Linked DNA regions of Homo sapiens: region 1 is linked to region 2. A link is a loop called in an ENCODE intact Hi-C map of the cell type or tissue named here. Cell type or tissue: dorsolateral prefrontal cortex. All regions are shown on one strand. Links, peaks and the distances in the headings refer to the core of each region. The heading gives the core; the rest is flanking DNA.

Region 1 (11,579 bases), core at 1,615-9,614, 330 kb before region 2:
AAATTGAATAAGCACTCATTGTCAACATTTTTTAGTAATTTGCTTTGCCATATCAACCTGACAGGAGAGGCGTGTGATCTGTATTTGGGGGAGGGAGTGTGAAGAAAGAAAAGCTATTCATTAGTCTGTGTTAAGTACACCTGCATGCGTAGAGCTGGCGGGGTCCCAAAGGACCATCCCAAAGGCTGCTTTATGCAAGAAGCTGATGGCCTGGAAGAAGGAGGAAGATACGGTTTGAAATGCCAACTTGTTCAGGTCAGCAAATGTTCCTTGAAGGAGTGAGGTGCCAGGAACCTGGCCAGAAGAATGGTTGGGAGAAGGGAGTTTAGCCACAGAGGGCTGGAGAAGCTTCCTTTAAATGTCAACAATGAGCTGAGTGTGGTGGCTACTTGGGAGGCTGAAGCAGGAGGATCACTTATGCCCAGGAGTTTGAGGCTTCAGTGAGCTGTGCCCATACCACAGCACTCCAGCCTGTGTGGCAGGGGGAGACCCTGTCCCTAAAGAAAAGTCTACACAAATTAAGAGTATGTTTTCTGTTGGAGAAGGGGAGGGTGTCTGATTCTAACGAATGTCTTGAAAGATCTGAGAGGATAGAGCTGAGCCCTACAGGAGGCTGTGTCCCCTGGAGCTGTCCAACAACCCAGTATGCTGACCCCTAACGGTAATACAATCCACCTTGTAGGTATTCAAGCACAGACTGGACCTCCGTTTGGCAGACATTCGAAGAATGGACCCACTTCCTTGCAGACCGTTGTATACCCTTATTGCTTTCTGGTTTGGTTCTAAAGGTGGACAATGAGTGCTTACTCAATTTTGCTTTTACCTCCTTTTGCTGAATCAAAGCAGATGGTAATTTTTTTGGAGGGAGGAAAAAATCCTTATAAATAGTCATGAGCTGTGTCTTCTCTAGGGGTTTCTGACCACAGAATGTTCATTAGCATCAATTCCACTTTTTTTTCTTATGTGTGAGAGAAAGATTCTGGGATGGAGAAGCAAGAAAATTTGATTTCTTGAGAGAAAGATAGGATTAAAACAATGTATGTTATTTCTTCATTTGGTCACCAAGTCCTTTACTGCTAATTGAGATATTTGGTTAGCAGTCAAACTTCAAGTTCCCATCTTGGTGTGATGGTCTAGGTTTCTGGGACATTATAAACAAGGGTCTTGGGGGAGGTGGTGTTTAGTGGCCTCTGATCTAATTCTTCTACTCTTTTCCACTCACTTCCCTCACTCCATACCCTACCCCACTTCTTTCCATCTCAAAGCCGATGAAATTTATTTAATGCTCAGGGCAGAGTGAAATACGTTGTCTTCCTTCAGAAAGTACTATGTTATTGAGACAGTGTAGGGCAGAGAGAGGGGAGAGCTCATTTCAACCATTAGCAAGGCTTAGATTTGGTCAAGGTGGACCAGATTTGCTGTTTCTTGGGGGGTCAGTGATACCAACCTAGGCAGATCTGCAAGCTTTGGCATGACCCATGGCTTGATCATTTTCCTGAACTGGGACCTCAGTCTGCAAAATTACTCTGTGATTTTAATTTGTAGCAGGTGCAGCAGGAGGATTGACTAGGCCTTTGGCTGGCAAGGCCTCCTGCTTCTCACCTCCTTGCTTTGTTATACACTAAGCCTTGTTTGCCATAGGCCATTGTGAATATGTGTGATGTGGGGAGAGGAGGATAGACTGACAGCGACCTCTTGAATGAAGTCTGGAAAACTGTCACCACAACCGTCGACTTTGATGGGCTCCCAGCATCACAGACTCACAAGGCATTGAATTCAACCCCTCTATTTTATATGGTAACACTGAGGCCTAGATAAGGGAAGAAACCTACCCTACAGTCCAAATTTAAGCCCAATTGTCTTGAAGCCCACACTGCCTCTTTCTATCACATTGCTGGGCCTCTCACAGAAGGCATTGGGTTTAAACATATCACAGATTCTACAAGTTAGTTCAGCATCATAAAGGGGGACACTCTTTCCTCTCCCCCTGCCAAAAAAAAAAAATCTACAAGGAAAAATCTCCTTAGGGAAATTGAATTGGTTTTCCTGCCTGAGTATCCAACTGATTGGCTCCAATCTATCCTAAGCACCTGGGCTGATGGGTTTTGTTCTGGGGCAGAAGGAAGCCTCACTGCCTCTCACCCTAGCTGCCTTTGGGGGTGGGTGGAGGAAATCTGCTCTTTTCAGGAAAGGAAAAAAAGAGTCGGGTTTAACCTTGGGGTGGAGCAGCATTAGAGGAGGCTTCCTTTCCAGAGCTGATACTCTCCCACGTTCTCATACTGACCAGCTAGTGGCAACAAAAGATTAACTATAGTGAGAGAGAGAGAGCTGGTTTTTCTTTCCTTGCAATGGAGCAGACAGCCTCTCTGCCCCCAGAAAGAGGCAGGCAGCAATGCTCAATGAGAGTTGTTCTATTTTCTAGCACTTGTTCTCTCCTTTCACTGGCTTTTCTCTACTGACTATAGCTCTTTTGGACAATAGCCCCCCAAAAGAACTCCCTTTTGAATGGAAAAGGAGTGGGTGATGACTACACAATGCAAGATTCAAAACTGAAATATGTGTAGCTTTCTTACTAGCATACTGGAATATGTAAGCATCCAAGTCTGTGAGTTGAAATTTGACAAGCATGTTGTAGGTTACAAACTATGAAGGGAAACTACTTCTTCATCCCCAGCACTGCAGTCACTGTCAAGGTCAGGCCTCAACACTTCTCTCTACTACAATTACAACAGTCAACGCACTGATCTGTCTACCTCTAGTCTTATCCCCTCTAATCCATCCTCCGTACTTGCAGACAAAGTGATTTTATTAAAAGCCCAAATCTGATAATGGCCATCCTCTTGTAAAGCACTTCACTGCTTCCCCATTGTTCTGAAGGTGTTGAATTTCCCTCTCCCTATTGTAGTAGTACAAGGTCCCTGATCACACTCTGCCAGATTGTCCTTTACTAAGAACCCTTCCTTCTTATTTGGCACCTCTACCTCACCATCCCCTGGGGAAATTCCTTCTTGCTTTTCAAGACCGAATTCAGGTGTCAACTTATTTTTGAAGCCTTTTCTGACCCCTCTGCACCAGAGTTGAACACTCTGAGCCTTGGTGCCCACTATCAATAAAGACTGCTATAATCATAGCCAGGCCCTTTGAATCACTGAGCACCAGTGATGTGAGAGTCACTGTTCTATGTGCCTAGGATACATCAGAGAACAAAAGACAAAGATCTCTGCATTCAGAGAGCTTTTATCCCTCTGTGTTGTGTGTGTGTGTGTGTGTGTGTGTGTGTGTGTGTGTGTGTGTTAGGGGACAATGACAACAGACATAATAAGTAAATAAGTTATGTAGTATGTGAGAAGATGAAAAATTCTATGGAAAAGGGAAAAAACTAAGGGAAAAGAGAATCGAGAGTTCTGAGATAAGGAGACGGGTTTTAATATTAAATAGGATAGAATGAGAAGAGCTTATTGAGAATGTGAGATTGGAACAAAGGCTAAAAGAAGGGGAAGGAGTTAGCCAAGCAGCATCTAGGAAAAGCACATTCCAGGCGGAGAACAGCTCCTAGCTAGATAATCCTAGCTGATTATCTAGCTTAGGAGCACACCTGGACCTTTCAAGGGACAGCATGAAGGTCGGTGTGGCTGGAATGCAGTGAACAAGTGGTGGTGGAGGAGGGGGGTGGCAGGACAAGACGTCAGAGAAGAAAAGAACAGTCATGTAGGGCTGTACAGACTACTGTCAGGATTTGGGCTTTGACTCTGAGTGAAATCAAGAGCTCTGTAGAATTTTAAGCAAAACAGTGCCAAGGTCTGACTTATGTTTCAAAAGAATTCCCTACGCTGCTCTGTACAGGACCAACGATGGGTGCAGGAAAGCCTGAAGGAGTCTCTACTGATGAAAAGTAATGGTGGCTTGGAGCAGAGTGAGACCAGAATTTACGCTGTGTGTTTCCTCATGTGTCTCACGCTGTTTGCCTATGTACCCTGTGAGCAGCTAATGTACCTCCTTCATCTCTGGGGCTGTGGTGACTCACCCTTTACTTGGCACATTGTAGGTGTACAGGAGATCTTAGAGAACTAGAACTCTGTGTTTGCTAAGTGTCATCCCAGAATCCACAGTAGACAAAACTTGAGATGGGCTGAATTTGCACTACCCTGTTAAGAGTGAGCCTAAACACTATCCATCCCACAGAGCCTTCCCTCTTCTAAGCACCCATAGCCATTGCTGCTACCTTCTCCTGTCTCCTGATTATTTTGGGGTGATTGCAGGATGGCTAATGAGAACAATGTGATTAGAGGAAAGATCATTGTGTTTGGAGAAGACTCTGTCTTGAGCAGCTTGGAAACCAGGTAAATGATTAGAAACTTTGCATTGTAGCAAACGAAGAGACAATACAAGTTTCAGGGAAATGATACACCATGGTTCCAGGATTATCAAATATCAGAAATGGAAAAATTTAGGACATTATCTAACTGAAACACTTCTATATAAAGATGGGGAAATCAAGGTCACCAAGCCTGTGGTAAAGCAGATGCCAGATCCCAGATCTACTGACCCCTATGTGTTTTCCTTCCATCTTAGGGAAGGGCAGCTGGGAAACTGGGGACAGGAGGAGTTGGAATTCCAGAGTTGTAATGTAACTGGACTTTATCATCCTACATAGGATAGGCTATGAAAACCGTGACCATTTTATGTAACATGTACTATGTCCCAGGTGCCATGATGGTACATTTGTTATCTATTCTTTCTACAGTGCTGAAGGACAGATGTAGCTCATCCCATGTTATAGGGTGAGTTCTGAGGCTCAGAGGAGTGAAGGAACCTACCCAAGATCACACAGCTATTATACAGCTAAGCTCAGTCCAAATCCAGGTCTGCCTGGTTCCATAGTCTATGTTCTGTCTGCCTTGCATGCTGCATAGAACAAGAGATGCTCTCAACTTTTCATCTCTAGACTTTTTTACTTCTTATGTCATCCTCTTCTCATGACCAAGAAGCTGCAGGCGTTTCTTATATAGGAACTTCAGGTGTGACAGCCTCACAGGCCCAAGGGACTGAGCACCTTGTTCTGTGCTGCCAGGAGCTGACTTAGCAGCTCCCCAGGCCCCTTTGCTTGCTCCTTGCTGCTTTGCCAAGACAGCATCTAGGCCTTGTCTCATACTCTCCAGATGCCTCTTGTTACTCCTGGACCCACTTGACAAGCAAACTCCTATGTTTCTGTGCCTTCTTGGTTTCCTCTCTCCTTCCCTCCCTCTATTCTTTCCACCTTCCCTCCTTTCTTCCCCATCCCCTTTCCTTCTTTTTTTTCCCCCTTTTCTTCCTTCCTCCCAACTCTTAGAGAGTTGTCACCTCATGCTCTGCCAAGTGTTTACTAGGGGATCAGTGATCTTGTCCTCTGAGAAATTTGTATAAGCTCTATGTCCTTTTTTGGGAAATGATCAGGGTGTCTGGAGTCTGAGATGTAGCCGCTATCTGGCTAGGTGAACTTGCTTCTCACTCCTGCTCAACCTTGTCAAATTTTTCCACTCAGTACTCCTTAGCATCATTGTGCAGTTTTCGTGTTTCCTCCTTGAATGTGGGATCTATATTATACATACATACACACACATACGTAATATATTATAATGCTATATAAATCCAAATATATAGTGTATCCTTCTAGATTATTAGAATGAGGTAAAATGATGCCTTTGAGATCCAACCCAACTCCTTCATCTATGTAGCGAAGACAAATACATTTTCCAAGGTCCTGCAGCTAATCCACAGCACAACCAAGTCTCTAGCTCAGGTCCTCTGATGGTGGCAGTGTGCTAGAGTGAGACTTTTGCTAGGTCTGAGGACCAAAAGCCCTGGGATCAAATCCCAGATGTGCTAATTCCTAGCTTTAGATTTATGTATGCCACTTCTCTGAGCCTCTGCTTACCCATCAATAACATGAAGAAAACATAATAGTCACTTAATTTTGGAGAGCCCTCCATAACCACATTTTAGTCAGCACTGGGCACTGTGCTAACTTTTTACTTACACTAAGCTGTGTGATCCTTATGGAGATAGTGTGTGCAAAGCACCTAGCGCAGCATCTGGCACACAGCTTGGGCTCTGTGCCTCTTCGCCACCTGGAATCCTTTTTTTGGAAGGAGGTGGAGGTATGAATCAATAATGAATGTAAATTTCCTTTCCCCTCCCCCTCTTTCCACTCCCTCATGCTCCTCTTATGCCTCCTCTCTCCACCTCCCCTCCTCCCCAGCAAGGCAAAAAAGGATGAAATTGACCATTGATGTCTGCTCATTCTCTTGGAGCTGGGGGAAGCTGGGGGAAGCAGGGAATTCCGGGGTTGTTTGAGGACAGTTGGGACAGAAGAGCTCTTAGAGACTGAGTCTAAGGCAGGTGGGTGTTGTGGGAGCAGGCGGGGCAGAATCCTCTCCCTTCTGGTGGTGGCTGGCTGACAAAGCCTTGCTCTCATGCACCCAGGGAAGTCACGAGTGGCTTTGCAAGCAGCCGAAAAGGGAAGGAACATTTCCATTAGCAGAATCAGCAGTAAAGAGATTTCCAGTCACAGTAATAGCTGCATTTGGGGGAATCATTTCAGTGGTGGCTGAGGGCGGAGGAGGGAAGGGGGTGGGGCATCGGGGGAAGGCACAGGAAGACGTCTGGTCTACTTGCACAGAGCTGGGAGATAGCACCAAATTAGAGCCAGGTGCCAGACAGGGTGACTATTCAGGAGCAGGACTGGTCCTTTGACAAACATTCTGGATTCCCTATTGTCCTCCAAATGGACAGAGCTCCATTCTAGAGGGTCCCCATGGGAGGCTGCACACTTATTCAATGCTTCCTTTCCTCTGATTATCTGAATTACTCTTTTCAAGACTTTTACAGCCAGCAGCAACTTGTTTGGCTCCCAGGATTTGTAGGTGGAAGAGTTCCCAGATTATTTAACCCAGGCTTTCCTCAAGTTAGCTGATCATCAGAATCACGGTAGACCTCAGGCTCTCAAGGCCAGACCTGCTGAGGCTCCTGGGGAGAGGCCTGGGAATCTGAACTTCAGCAAGTGTATTGACACCCTGGCCTTTACCTAGAAAACCTCTGTGAAGTGAAGCCCTGTTAGAAGCTCTTCAGCCTCATCCTCCAATGTTCCTTTCCTCCCTCGAGGCTCTAGCCTCATTAATTACTTGCAAATGTCTGAGGGTAACATGCTTATTCTCTTCTCTCTGTTTAGATTGTTTTTGTATTCCTCGTTCACCTGGCCAGCTCCTAGACTTAGCTCTAGCATCTGCTCTAAGGGGTGTCATCTCTAAGGAGCCTTCTCTTTCTCCTCTTGGGCTTAGGTTTTCTTTTCCTGGAGACCTATATACCCTCCATCACACCACCACCACCACCCCACCCCACTCCATGTAGGGTTGCTCTGTTTAGCAAATAAAAATACATGATGCCAACTTAAATTTAAATTTCAGATAAATAATGAATACTTGTTTAGTATAAGTATGTTCCATGCAGTATTTTGGACATACTTATACTAAAAATGTCTCGCTGACTATCTGAAATTCAAAGTGAACTGAGCGTCCTTTATTTTATTCAGAAGCCCGTAGGAAACCTGTGTTTCTCTCCTTCTTGTCTGGGATCACACTATTGATGTGTGATTTGCCCCCTAAACCTGCTCTACCCACATCTTCCCATCTCAGGAAATCAAACTATTAGCCTAGTTTTTCAAGCTAAGCAGTCATTCTTCATCGTTTTCCTTGCCTCTCATCCTTTCAGTCAGCTAACCCTGATGGTTTTGCTTCTTAAATGATTTTCAGGCAGGGTGCAGTGGCTCACGCCTGTAATCCCAGCTCTTTGGAGGCGGAGGCAGGCAGATCACTTTAGGTCAGGAGTTTGAGACCAGCCTGGCCAACATGGTGAAACCCCATCTCTACTAAAAACACAAAAATTATCCAGGTGTGGTGGCAGGTGCCTGTAATCCCAGCTACAGAGGAGGCCGGGGCAGGAGAATCTCTTGAACCTGGGAGGTGGAGATTGCAGTGAGCTGAAATCGTGCCACTGCACTCCAGCCTGGGTGACAGAACAAGACTCTGTCTCAAAAAAACAACAACAGGAAAAGATTTTCAGAATTAACTTTTCATAGTTTCCACTGGCATCACCTTCATCCAAGCTGCCATCCTTTCCCATATCAGCCTCCTAACCGGTCTTCCTGCTGCCTCTCCCTTCTCTGTCCTTTCTTTATGCCATACTATATATAGCCCATGGGCCAAATCTAAACAATTGCTTGTTTGTTTGTTTGTTTGTTCAGCTCATAAGACTATTAACTTTTTAAAAATAGTTGACAAAAAGTCAAGAGAAGAATAATATTTGTTGACATGTGACAATCATATGAAATTCAGATGTCAGTACCTATAAATAAAAATGTACTGGAACACAGCCACACTCCTTTGTTTATGTGTTGCCTGTGGCTGCTTATGGTCTATAATGACAAAGTCAAGCAGTGGCAATAGAGAGTGTCTAGCCTGCAAAGCTTAAAATATTTATTAACTGGCCCTTTACAGAAAACGTTTGCCAACCTCTGCTCTACACAGTAGCCAGAGTGATGTCTTCCAAAAAATAAATTATATTTTGCCACTCCCCTGTTTACGACCTGCAATTGTTTCTCATTGTTTTTAGGATAAAATCCTCATTCTTTTTCAGTGTCTGCAAAATCCTAAATAATTTGCCTTTTTCTCTGAGTTGCCTTCTACCATTTCCTCCCTTGCTCACAAAACTCAAATATTACCTCCTCCAAGTAGTCTTCCCGGACCAAAGTAGCACCCTTATACACCACACTCTCAGCTATCTCAATTATTTTTAAAAGCCTTTACCTGACAGGTATTTGGAGGCAGGGAGTGTGTCTTGTTCATCATTTTGCTCCCTCAGCTACGTAGCTGAGGAACATCACATAGTAGGTTCTGAGTAGATATTTCCTGACAAAATGGGCAGAAATCAGGGTGATAGTTTGTGAACACCACTTCTGATGGATCACTACCTCATCAGGTTGTTCTGTTTTTTATTAGGAGGAGGATTCCAGGAGCTAAAGTTTATAAAGTATGTTCAGCAGTACCCGGCACTTAGTACATGCTACCTATGTGCTCGTTAAATAAACAAAAGTAAATAAGCCTGTACCTTAATCCCTAATACCAGCCCCCTCCCTACCTCTTTTGCAGCTGGAGAGAGCTTAGGATCACTCGAAGCAAGTCATGTGGTTAAAGATCTCATGGAACCCAGAGGCAGTGTAATATGGTGGAGAGGACTAGAACTAGGAATCGTGGGTTTTGGTCCCAGTTCTGCTGGGTGTCTGTGGTCAAGTCTCTTCCTCTTTTCAGGCTTTCCCTCATCTCTAATGTGATGAGATTAAACTAAGTGATCCTAGGAGCCCAGGAGGGAGAGAAGGGTTCCCTCTGGGAACTTCTGAGGCTGGAGTTACAGTTAAAGCTTTCTCCTTTCCTTCTCTATCCTTTCTGGGGCCTCTGAAGATCAAACACTCAGCTCTGAACCCAGGTGCGACTAGAGTTTTCAAGCCCAGTCTTGCACTAATTTATCAGGGAATCTTCTTCAATTACTTTCTCTCTAGCCTTCCCCAGGGAGGGGGACTGCCCAAAGTAACCAATTACTGGTCTGCCAATGGCAGGGTTCCTACTGTCCCTCCCTCCCCTCTTTTCTCTCTCTCTTTTATTGTCCTGACCTCTTTAATCCATCTCTCCAAACCACAGAAGCCTCTAGGGAATCGCCCCCACTCACTTGCCTCCCTGCTTCCAGGAGGGAACAGACGTTCTGTCCTCCCCACAAAAGGACAGCAGGTGGAAAGACTGATGGCTGAGAAAGGGCAGCTACAGAGCTAGGAAAACCAAACAGGTTTTTCAAGTCTGGTAAGTACACAACTGTGTTGAATTTGGAGGTAGTGCCTGGAGTCTAGTCCTGTTTCTGCCATTGATTTGTTGTGTGACCTTAAATAAATGGCAGTCCTTTTTTGACCTCAGGGAAGATTAATATTGTAAGAGCCAAGTCTCTTTCAGGAAAGCAGGGGAAGATTGGGCTGCATAGGCTACTCCAAGAGAGAGGAGAAATCATCCAGTCTGGTTTGCTGCAGAATCCCATGTGCCTACAGATGTGTCCATCATATAGTAGATACTCAATAAATATTTGTTGAATGAATAAATGAATAATCAGTGGAAATTATGTTTGGCCATACTGCCACTGTCCACTTCTGTATTCATGACAGACATTGCTAATCAATCATTTAATGATAGCCTGAGATTCTTTCTCAATGCAATGCCTCATCAATCACTTCCAGTCAATTGGGATTAGCATAGGGGATGAATTTTATTCCCATTTCCTAATCTAAACCAATTCAACCCGAAAACCTTGGCATCTCTGCCTGGTGTTAAGACCTTTTAGTAATTCTTCAGTGGTCCTTCCATCCCAGACCCTGTGCTGGATCTCTAGTGGTATAGAAAAGCAGGGTGCTCATAGACCCTTATTGCATAAGGTCAGTAGTAATGGGATTAGCTGTATTTATTTTAAAAAGGAAACTTTGTATCACTGTCATGAATGAAACACCAAAATAACTTTCAGTAAATGGAAGATAGCCTGCAAAAGTAAGTATGTCTCTATCGAAGTTAAAACACTCATGTGCCGTCTAAATTCATCTCTGGTTCAATACTTGGAAAATGTTGATCGACCCAAGCACAGAGACGAAGATAGTCCTCTAAAATTCAAATTTTGCTCACTTAAATGTCAGATTATCTTTAATATTATATATTTTAAAAATATCTTTTCTGCCTCATAACTACCATCTTTTAAGATCCAGCGTGAATATTCCCTCACTCCTTCTAAGATGACTTTCCTGGCTCCCCCCAAAACAGTTATTTCCCAAGCATTTCGTATATTCAGTGCAGTCAGTATTTTCATAGAAATATTGTTGATTGCATGTCGGCCTTTCTTGTTAGTATGTAAGCTTTCTAAGTTAAACATCATTTCTCTTTAATATCTGTAACTCCAGCAGAGAGTACACGTGTGTTTATTGTATTTCCAACCTCAATTTTACATTTTGGGTCAGGCGCGGTGGCTCACGCCTGTAATCCCAGCACTTTGGGAGGCCGAGGTGGGCAGATCACAAGGTGTTCAGGAGATCAAGACCATCCTGGCCAATGTGGTGAAACCCCATCTCTACTAAAAATACAAAAAATTAGCTGGATGTGGCAGCGCATGTCTGTAGTCCCAGCTACTCGGGAGGCTGAGGTAGGAGAATTGCTTGAACCCGGGAGGCGGAGGCTGCAGTGAGCCAAGATCGTGCCACTGCATTCCAGCTTGGGTGGCAGAGCAAGACTCCATCTCAAAAAATATTAACAGAAAGAATACAAGGTTGTTGTAACACATTAATGCAATTCGGAGATATTGTAAAGGAAAACCTGAAAGTCTCTCCTCCACCCAAACACATTCCTCAAAGGTGGCCATGACAAACAGTTTGCTGGAATGCTTATGGGAATGTGGAATAGATATGTTTGTGAATAGCCACCTTTGGTGCCAAAGAGGGGAAGAGATTTGTCCAAGGTCATTCTGAA
Region 2 (11,579 bases), core at 1,541-9,540:
TCAAAAAATAAAAATAAAAATAAAATAAAAAGCTCTCCAGGAACAGCCATAGTTGAGAATCATTGCCTTAAGGAACCAAGGCATAGATGGTTAAGACTAGTGGTCTCTGCCCTCCAGCCATTTTCAAGCTATAGAGGGTATAATAAATAATAGAGAATATCAGATCAATTAAATTCTGTGGCCTCGGTTCTTCTCTGGTTAAATAAACTACAATTCTGTAATGTCTTTCCTGATTCTCCAATTCGGTGCTTCTAATAACATGGTATTTTTGTTTTTATTTTTTAACCAAAGTAAGATAATGCAGTGTGAGTCATATGTCCATGGCTGAGGTGCTTTGGAGTAATGGCTTTGGGATACAAAAGACCATAAATCAAGGATGGCTCTTCAATGGATAAAAATATAGAGACAGATGCCTGACGAAATAATGGTGGAAAACTGGAAACAGGGAGAAAACATAATGGGCACTCAAAAAATAACAACTTATTTTTTAAAATTTTCTTCCTCTTTTTGGACCTCAGTTTCCTAATATATAAAGTGGAATGTTGTGTTACATGACTTATAAAGGCTATTCTAGCTCTGATGCTCTACAGGATATTTTTAGCTGGATACAAGAAGACTTGGGTGTGGTGAGAAACAATATTATTTCTATATACAAGTCTAAGGGAGGAGCTCACCTGGGAAGGAGGGTGCGCATTGACTCTTTACAGAAGTCAAGAAGGCAGGGCTGTGCTAACATAGGCTGGGACTTGAAGGGTGCATATTACAGGTCAGCATAAGCAAGACAATTCTGAGTGTCAGAGTTCTTGTCTGCTTCCACAGTGAGTTCCCCATCATTAGATGAATGCAAGCAAAATTTGAACAATAACCTGTGGAGGATGTTCTGAAAGAAATCCAAACATTGGATGAAGGGCCAGGGTTTTTTTTCCTTTAAGGTCCTTAGCAGCCTCAAGAATATCATGACATTGTTTTTAGGGATACTGTTTTTGTTTTGTTGTTGTTGTTGTTATTTAGACAGAGTCTTGCTCTGTCACCCAGGCTGGAGTGCAGTGGCACTATCTTAGCTCACTGCAGCCTCCATCTGCCAGGTTCAAGCGATTCTCTTGCCTCAGCCTCCCAAGTAGCTGGAATTACAGGTGCTTGCCACCATGGCTTCCTAATTTTTGTATTTTAAGTAGAGATGGGCTTTCACCATGTTGCCCAGGCTGGTCTTGAACTCCTGGGCTTAAGTGATTTACCCGCCTCAGCCTCCCAAAGTGCTGGGATTACAAGCATGAGCTACCGCACCCGGCCAGCTCCTTACTTACTTTATAGCTTACTTACCTTATAGCTTACTTACTTTATAGCTCCTCATTTAACTCTTACAACAACCCAGAGAAGTAGAGATTGTGAACATCCCCACCTCACCTCACAGATAAGAACCCTAAAATATGGAAAGTTTAAATCACTTGCTCAGAACTTCACCCAGATAGGAGACAGAACAAGGACAGGAGCTCCATTGAGTCTCGCGCCAAAACTCCTCTCTGTGCTAATGCAGTTGGCCTTCCATCTCTGTTTCTCCACCTGATGGCAGAGCCCAAGCCTGGTTCATATTGATTGTGTCTGTCCCTTGTTTCCTCCCAACCTCTGTCTCTCTCCCCTGCCTGCTCTCCCACATGTATTTATGCTGGGCTGCCTGGTAACAAACGGCTCGTTACCATGCAGAGGGCAACAGCCGGGCGATTAGTGAAATTTGTTACCCATGCGTCTCTGAACAAAATTAAATTAAAAGTGCTGCTTCACTGTCAAGATAAGGGCCAAGCTGCTGAGATAATTTTTCACTCTCAAACACTCAATTACCCAGTAAGGCTGGATCAGATACAATCAAAGGGGAAAAAAGAAGAAAAAGAAAGGAAAAAAATATAGAGGCAGGACCTCCAGGAACAGATGTAAGAGTTGTTATCTCTTTATGGCCAGGGATGTTAAAGAGGCTGTTGTCATGGTGATGGGGCTGGACCACATGAGGCAGGTAGGTAGGTGTGGTCTGTGACTACATCCTGTATTAAAGGAGATGCTCTCTCCCTCCACCCCCGCTGCCCCTGCCTTAGACAAGTTGGTGTCATTTTCACCTGAATTATTGTAACAGCCTCCTAACTGGTCTCCTTCACCCCACTCTTGTCCTCTTCATCCCAACTTCCAAAAGTGACCTTTCTACCACACACGTCTGAAAACATCACTTTTTTGTTGAAACCTTCTGATGGTTTCTCCTTGTCATTATAATAAAGTTCAAATCACTTAGCCAGTGTCATCTCAACTCTCTGCCCCTCAAACTTTCAATGAGATGAATCCCTCCCTTCTTCTATCCCCCCCTCTTTTTCTCCTTCCTTCTTTCCTTCCTTTATTCGACAGAAATTATTTTGAAGACCTACAGTGTGCCAGGCATTCTGCTCCATCTTATTCTAATCACGCAGTCCCCTCTGTCTGGGATAATCTTCTCTTGCCTTTTCACCCTCAACAGTGACATCTTGTTCTTTAAAAATCAGTTCAGCTATTCCCCACTCCAGCGTGCTTACCAGGTGTCCACGAAGCTCAGCAGGTGCCCTTCCTTTATGCCAGCATGGAATTCACTACTACCCCCAATCACAGCTCTCTCTCATATTCTCTGTAACTGCCCATCTCATTGTCTGTTCCAACCAGACTGTGAAGCCTGCAAGGGCAGAGACTACTTCACTCAGCTCTGTATCCCCAGGGCCTATGGAGCAGGCTTTCAGTATGATTCTTGTGATCTGAAATGACCCTGGAGTTAAATGGTGGGATGCCTGCTGAAGGTCTCTTCAGGAGACTGGAGGAACCTCTCTTCTTAATACAGGTAATTTACCTGTGCTGTCTCATTTAGCCCTTACAATATGAGATCTTGTCCTGACTTGATGGATGAGAAAACTGAGGCACAGAGAGGAAAAGCAACTTGACTGAGTCACAGTTTTAGTAAACAGCATGGAAAAGAGAATTAAGCTTGTGTCTAACTCCAAAGCCTGAAAGCTTTTAAGTTGTAATTTTTACCTCAAATTATATAGAAGGTCAGTGGCAAAGATGGAGCTAAATATTAGGCTCTCTGACTTCTGGTCACAAAGTCACACTAGAAAAGGGTGTACTCCAGGGTTTCCTGTGTGAAAGGTAGTCTGAATTCCCATTCTCCCTGTAGTGTCTGGACCAGAAAACAAGGGAGACCATGAAATTGCCAAAAAGACAATCAGCCTGCCCCCTCCTCCTCCTCCCCCTCCCCCTTCCCCTCCATCTGCCCACCACTGCCAGACTCTAGTCGATGGGTCCTTGGTTCAGGATTCATGAGCCTTCTTGGTGTGTCTCTTTCTTTCCATCTGAGAGGGCTTGACTCTTCCCTCTCTCAGCTAATTAAAAACCCCAGCCTGGGCCGCCAGCCTTGGATCACAGGCTGCTGGGCAGAGGCGCTGACGCTGTGCTGATAAATCACTCCCTGGGGCTAGGGGAGGCTGGAGCATTTGTCAGAGGGGCTGGGCTCATCCTGGACTCCTTTGGGAGATTTGGGGACTGCTACAAATGGACCATGTCCACCCCTTCTTGCCCCAGAAGGGGCTCCATTAAAAATAGGAGGGCAGGGATCGCCCAAGGATGTTGGGGCAGGAGTGGCCCTAGAGTCATCTTCTGAAAACATTTGTTAGATTGTGTTATTCCCTTAGATACCTTTGGTGTCTCCCTCTTGGCCTACATGATAAATTCTCAACTTCTTAGCCTGACAGTGGGTGAGGTGTAGTATAGCATTTAAAAGCATTGCCTCTGGAAATTTACAGACCTCGGTGTAGATCATGACTTCGCTGCTTACTCACCTTGGATATGTTATTTAACCCCTCTGTGTCTCATGGTCTTCACTTAGGAAATGGAAATAAAAACTACATGTTGATAAAATAGACATTCCTATGCATATACATAAATATACACATGCATGCATATACATATGTATGTGTATTTACATAATATATAGATAGATACGTAGATAGTTAGGATTGAAAGAGGTATTGTATACACAGCCCTTAGTATAGTTCTTGGCACCCTGCACCATCAAAGCAGCTGCTACTGTGGTCCCTGTAGCTGCAGCCACTTCCACCCCAACGATTGCCACTTCTGCTGTTCTGACAGCGCATCCTGCCTGCTGTTAATATTAGCCAAATCCACCTCTCTAGCCTTTACTTCCATTCCATCTTCTGCTCACACTTCCACAAACACACCCTGCACATCTTCGCCTGCTAGTATATGCTGGGCTGTTCCATCAGCCTAGAGTATCATGTTGACTCAGCTCTGTCTAATAAAACCTAAATGTCCCAGCAGGTCTGGTTGGGAAAAATGTTACCACCTTTCTGAAGCTTTCCCTGATCCCTCAGACCAAATGTCACTGTGGTGGCATGTTACCTATATCTCTTTTGTCATCAAACCCTCGTTCCTTTCTTAAAATTGTGGTTAGTCTTGCACGTCTCTATTCCTCCTCCTCCTCCTCCTCTAGAGAACGGGCAACATGGGGCAGTGACTTGCTCAGACCTGCATTGCTAGTGCTCGGAATCATGTTTGACATAGAAAATATGCAATAAATGTTGGCAATTAGAATAAGAATCCCAGATAACCCCATTCCTGTACTATTAAGGTCTTTTTTTTTTTCCTCAATAGAACAGAACGCTGTCTTGCTCATTCATCCTTCTATTCCCGGCAGGTGAGGGCCGGGGATAATAATGGCCATCGCCTGGGCTTGTGTGAATCAAGTGAACTGCTGCCCTTCAGTGATGAGTGACTCCCCCAGACCACAGAGCTAACCAGTTCCATAGACTCGAGTCCATTTTCTCTGACTTTCATTTTATTCTTTCATCCACTAGGGCAGGCTTTGTTCCATTCTCAGCCTCACCTGGTGAAGTCTAGAAGGATCTCTCCAGTTTGGTATCACTTTTGCCTTCTCTGCTTTGCTGAGGTGTTTGTAACAGAGAAATTCCACCGCCTGCTCCCCCAGGCCCATTGCTGGAGTTACCCAAGAGCACCCCCCAGTGGTTGTCGACATAATTTGTCACTCCTGAGAGAAGGAGTGGTTTGTCCCTTCATTCATTCATCAGTCATGCATTGAGTGTAACAGTATATTTTTCACCCTGCAGTAATTGCTGGAGATACAAGATGAATCCAACCTAATTCCTGGCCCTAGGAAATCTACAGTCTGTTGGGAGAAAAATGGTAACATTAAAACAGAGATTAGCCGTCCATTGTGATAAATAATATAATGGGAGTTTGTGGGCTGTTGTGGGATCCAGAAGAGGGTCTCACAACCCTGCCTGGACTGGAGGGTGGACAGTAGGAAGAGGGGATGGGAAGATTCCCTGAAATAGATGATATTGCAAAGGATTAGGTGGAATGAACCAAGCAATATCCAGGAGTGGAGTGGAGAAGCAGGACAGTCCCTGCAGAAGACACCCCTAGAGGCAGGAAGCTGAGCGGAATGAGTTGTGGGGGAGGTCAGCCAGGCCTGGTCATAGGAAGCCTGGGGACTCATTAAGAGGCCAGGACCTCATGCATACCAGCAAGGGGGGTGCATTAGATATTTTCATCGGAGAGCGACTAACCAGTTATCTAACCCTGCATTTTTATTTCGGCAGTCTTTCTCTTTCATTTTGTTTGAATTTGTGCTGCACTATATCATCTTTGACTTTCTCTGTTTTTTACAGATTCTCTGCCCCTGTCTTTTTGTTCTCCATCCCTCCTTTTCTCTTTTGTAGATATCTTCTTGATCTCTCTTCATCTCTATTCCTTCTTCGTCTTGTTTTTCCTCTTTGAAGTCTTAACTCTTTTGCCTTACCTGCAAATCACTCTTTGTCCATACCTCCATGTTTTCTTTTATGTTTGGATACCTAACCCTTTGTATGCTACAGAGCACTGAATTAGAAGTCAAAGGTTTTAGTTCTGCCATTACTTTGCTGACACTTGTTAGAGGAGCCACTTAAATTCTATATACCTTAGTTTCACCCACTGCTAAAAAAATAAATAAATAAATAAAGTTGGACTTTGTGTCATGATATTTCACAACTCCAGGAGCCACCATTCCACTCCTTGGATTCCAATTCATAGATCCATGAGATCAGGGCCCCTGGAACTATGCTACAAAGGGCCCTGACTTAGATGAGTTCTAAACATCTGTTCAAATTGACGATTCCATTGTCTTTCTCCTTCCTCTATCCTTGATTCATTCTTCTTTTCATCTCTTCCTCTCCCCATGTATCCTCTCTCAATTTCTTCTCAGCTCTAACTAGTGCCAGACTGCAAGATGTTCGCATCCAAAACACTTGCAAATTGACAGAGTGATTTGTAATTGAAAGATGATGGTTTGGGCAGAAGGCATTTGTTTTCATACTCTCAGCATTACGATCCACAGTGTCTCAAACCAGCTGAGACTAGAGAAGTCTGTATTAGATATGAATTTAGAGGCCTCCCAAGGAGCTGGAATACCAAACAAGATAAATTCAAGGATGTGTGCTATTCCAAAGAGGCTTCATTCTTGGAAACGATAGAATAATTTATTACTCAGCAAACGGACTAGGGGGTATCTTGTAGGAGGCCCCATAATTCTGCATAATGTAGTGTTTAAGAGCATGGACTTGAAGTGTATGAATTTCAAGTCCTGCAATGTGACTTACTACCTGTGCAATTGGATTCAATGTCTTAATCTGTAAAATGGGAGTGGGGGAGGAGCCAAGATGGCCGAATAGGAACAGCTCCGGTCTCAGCTCCCAGCGTGACTGACTCAGAAGACGGGTGATTTCTGCATTTCCATCTGAGGTACCGGGTTCATCTCACTAGGGAGTGCCAGACAGTGGGCGCAGGCCAGTGGGTGCGCGCACGGTGCGCGAGCCGAAGCAGGGCTAGGCATTGCCTCACCTGGGAAGCGCAAGGGGTCAGGGAGTTCCCTTTCCGAGTCAAAGAAAGGGGTGACGGACGCACCTGGAAAATCGGGTCACTCCCACCCGAGTATTGCGCTTTTCAGACCGGCTTAAGAAACGGCGCACCATGAGACTATATCCCACACCTGGCTCAGAGGGTCCTACGCCCACGGAATCTCGCTGATTGCTAGCACAGCAGTCTGAGATCAAACTGCAAGGCGGCAGCGAGGCTGGGGGAGGGGCGCCCGCCATTGCCCAGGCTTGCTTAGGTAAACAAAGCAGCTGGGAAGCTCGAACTGGGTGGAGCCCACCACAGCTCAAGGAGGCCTGCCTGCCTCTGTAGGCTCCACCTCTGGGGGCAGGGCACAGACAAACAAAAAGACAGCAGTAACCTCTGCAGACTTAAATGTCCCTGTCTGACAGCTTTGAAGGGAGCAGTGGTTCTCCCAGCACGCAGCTGGAGATCTGAGAACCCGCAGACTGCCTCTTCAAGTGGGTCCCTGACCCCTGACCCCCGAGCAGCCTAACTGGGAGGCACCCCCCAGCAGGGGCACACTGACACCTCACACGGCAGGGTATTCCAACAGACCTGCAGCTGAGGGTCCTGTCTATTAGAAGGAAAACTAACAAACAGAAAGGACATCCACACCAAAAACCCATCTGTACATCACCATCATCAAACACCAAAAGTAGATAAAACCACAAAGATGGGGAAAAAAACAGAACAGAAAAACTGGAAGCTCTAAAAATCAGAGCGCCTCTCCTCCTCCAAAGGAACGCAGCTCCTCACCAGCAACAGAACAAAGCTGGATGGAGAATGACTTTGACGAGCTGAGAGAAGAAGGCTTCAGATGATCAAATTACTCTGAGCTACGGGAGGACATTCAAACCAAAGGCAAAGAAGTTGAAAACTTTGAAAAAAATTTAGAAGAATGTATAACTAGAATAACCAATACAGAGAAGTGCTTAAAGGAGCTGATGGAGCTGAAAACCAAGGCTCGAGAGCTACGTGAAGAATGCAGAAGCCTCAGGAGCCGATGCGATCAACTGGAAGAAAGGGTGTCAGCAATGGAAGATGAAATGAATGAAATGAAGTGAGAAGGGAAGTTTAGAGAAAAAAGAATAAAAAGAAATGAGCAAAGCCTCCAAGAAATATGGGACTATGTGAAAAGACCAAATCTACGTCTCATTGGTGTACCTGAAAGTGATGGGGAGAATGGAACCAAGTTGGAAAACACTCTGCAGGATATTATCCAGGAGAACTTCCCCAATCTAGCAAGGCAGGCCATCGTTCAGATTCAGGAAATACAGAGAACGCCACAAAGATACTCCTCGAGAAGAGCAACTCCAAGACACATAATTGTCAGATTCACCAAAGTTGAAATGAAGGAAAAAATGTTAAGGGCAGCCAGAGAGAAAGGTCGGGTTACCCTCAAAGGGAAGCCCATCAGACTAACAGCGGATCTCTCGGCAGAAACCCTACAAGCCAGAAGAGAGTGGGGGCCAATATTCAACATTCTTAAAGAAAAGAATTTTCAACCCAGAATTTCATATCCAGCCAAGCTAAGCTTCATAAGTGAAGGAGAAATAAAATACTTTACAGACAAGCAAATGCTGAGAGATTTTGTCACCACCAGACCTGCCCTAAAAGAGCTCCTGAAGGAAGCACTAAACACGGAAAGGAACAACCGGTACCAGCCGCTGCAAAATCATGCCAAAATGTAAAGACCATCGAGACTAGGAAGAAACTGCATCAACTAACGAGCAAAATCACCAGCTAACATCATAATGACAGGATCAAACTCACACATAACAATATTAACTTTAAGTGTAAATGGACTAAATTCTCCAATTAAAAGACACAGACTGGCAAATTGGATAAAGAGTCAAGACCCATCAGTGTGCTGTATTCAGGAAACCCATCTCACATGCAGAGACACACATAGGCTCAAAATAAAAGGATGGAGGAAGATCTACCAAGCAAATGGAAAACAAAAAAAGGCAGGGGTTGCAATCCTAGTCTCTGATAAAACAGACTTTAAACCAACAAAGATCAAAAGAGACAAAGAAGGCCATTACATAATGGTAAAGGGATCAATTCAACAAGAAGAGCTAACTATCCTAAATATATATGCACCCAATACAGGAGCACCCAGATTCATAAAGCAAGTCCTGAGTGACCTACAAAGAGACTTAGACTCCCACACAATAATAATGGGAGACTTTAACACCCCACTGTCAACATTAGACAGATCAACGAGACAGAAAGTCAACAAGGATACCCAGGAATTGAACTCATCTCTGCACCAAGCGGACCTAATAGACATCTACAGAACTCTCCACCCCAAATCAACAGAATATACATTTTTTTCAGCACCACACCACACCTATTCCAAAATTGATCACATACTTGGAAGTAAAGCTCTCCTCAGCAAATGTAAAAGAACAGAAATTATAACAAACTATCTCTCAGACCACAGGGCAATCAAACTAGAACTCAGGATTAAGAATCTCACTCAAAGCCGCTCAACTACATGGAAACTGAACAACCTGCTCCTGAGTGACTACTGGGTACATAACGAAATGAAGGCAGAAATAAAGATGTTCTTTGAAACCAACGAGAACAAAGACACAACATACCAGAATCTCTGGGACGCATTCAAAGCAGTGTGTAGAGGGAAATTTATAGCACTAAATGCCCACAAGAGAAAGCAGGAAAGATCCAAAATTGACACCCTAACATCACAATTAAAAGAACTAGAAAAGCAAGAGCAAACACATTCAAAAGCTAGCAGAAGGCAAGAAATAACTAAAATCAGAGCAGAACTCAAGGAAATAGAGACACAAAAAACCCTTCAAAAAATCAATGAATCCAGGAGCTGGTTTTTTGAAAGGATCAACAAAATTGATAGACCGCTAGCAAGACTAATAAAGAAAAAAAGAGAGAAGAATCAAATAGACACAATAAGAAATGATAAAGGGGATATCACCACCGATCCCACAGAAATACAAACTACCATCAGAGAATACTACAAACACCTGTACGCAAATAAACTAGAAAATCTAGAAGAAATGGATAAATTCCTCGACACATACACTCTCCCAAGACTAAACCAGGAAGAAGTTGAATCTCTGAATAGACCAATAACAGGAGCTGAAATTGTGGCAATAATCAATACTTTACCAACCAAAAAGAGTCCAGGACCAGATGGATTCACAGCCGAATTCTACCAGAGGTACAAGGAGGAACTGGTACCATTCCTTCTGAAACTATTCCAATCAATAGAAAAAGAGGGAATCCTCCCTAACGCATTTTATGAGGCCAGCATCATTCTGATACCAAAGCCAGGCAGAGGCACAACCAAAAAAGAGAATTTTCGACCAATATCCTTGATGAACATTGATGCAAAAATCCTCAATAAAATACTGGCAAACCGAATCCAGCAGCACATCAAAAAGCTTATCCACCATGATCAAGTGGGCTTCATCCCTGGGATGCAAGGCTGGTTCAATATATGCAAATCAATAAATGTAATCCAGCATATAAACAGAGCCAAAGACAAAAACCACATGATTATCTCAATAGATGCAGAAAAAGCCTTTGACAAAATTCAACAACCCTTCATGCGAAAAACTCTCAATAAATTAGGTATTGATGGGACGTATTTCAAAATAATAAGAGCTATCTATGACAAACCCACAGCCAATATCATACTGAATGGGCAAAAACTGGAAGCATTCCCTTTGAAAACTGGCACAAGACAGGGATGCCCTCTCTCACCACTCCTATTCAACATAGTGTTGGAAGTTCTGGCCAGGGCAATTAGGCAGGAGAAGGAAATAAAGGGTCTTCAATTAGGAAAAGAGGAAGTCAAATTGTCCCTGTTTGCAGACGACATGATTGTATATCTAGAAAACCCCACTGTCTCAGCCCAAAATCTCCTTAAGCTGATAAGCAACTTCAGCAAAGTCTCAGCATACAAAATCAATGTACAAAAATCACAAGCATTCTTATACACCAACAACAGACAAACAGAGAGCCAAATCATGAGTGAACTCCCATTCACAATTGCTTCAAAGAGAATAAAATACCTAGGAATCCAACTTACAAGGGATGTGAAGGACCTCTTCAAGGAGAACTACAAACCACTGCTCAAGGAAATAAAAGAGGATACAAACAAATGGAAGAACATTCCATGCTCATGAGTAGGAAGAATCAACATCATGAAAATGGCCATACTGCCCAAGGTAATTTACAGATTCAATGCCATCCCCATCAAGCTACCAATGCCTTTCTTCACAGAATTGGAAAAAACTACTTTAAAGTTCATATGGAACCAAAAAAGAGCCCGCATCGCCAAGTCAATCCTAAGCCAAAAGAACAAAGCTGGAGGCATCACACTACCTGACTTCAAACTATACTACAAGGCTACAGTAACCAAAACAGCATGGTACTGGTACCAAAACAGAGATATAGATCAATGGAACAGAACAGAGCCCTCAGAAATAATGCCGCATACCTACAACTGTCTGATCTTTGACAAACCTGAGAAAAACAAGAAATGGGGAAAGGATTCCCTATTTAATAAATGGTGCTGGGAAAACTGGCTAGCCATATGTAGAAAGCTGAAACTGGATCCCTTCCTTACACCTTATACAAAA

What was found. A loop is a pair of places that touch in the nucleus more often than their neighbours do. Peaks named below come from ENCODE experiments on the same cell type or tissue, not always from the same donor. Only the 100,000 strongest peaks of a DNase experiment are listed, where the experiment ranks them.
Region 1: it touches region 2 in a loop (8-fold over the local background); 14 of 110 quality-filtered maps call a loop at or near these places.

Annotation. Positions count from the first base shown.
Region 1 is chr9:117,398,573-117,410,151 of GRCh38, reverse strand. The region is part of intron 1 of ASTN2 (astrotactin 2); the gene reads left to right. Among named protein-coding and RNA genes, the nearest start is that of ASTN2, 11 kb to the left of the region's middle. In dorsolateral prefrontal cortex, for the core only: a CTCF peak has its summit at 2,306; a DNase peak (open chromatin) is centred at 6,431; H3K4me3 peaks cover 1,735 bases; H3K27ac peaks cover 6,331 bases.
Region 2 is chr9:117,067,177-117,078,755 of GRCh38, reverse strand. All of the region lies in intron 5 of ASTN2 (astrotactin 2), which reads left to right. Among named protein-coding and RNA genes, the nearest start is that of SNORA70C, 110 kb to the left of the region's middle. RefSeq lists enhancers at 6,434-7,026, 7,027-7,619. In dorsolateral prefrontal cortex, for the core only: CTCF peaks have their summits at 4,828 and 5,027 (motif pointing left); a DNase peak (open chromatin) is centred at 5,015.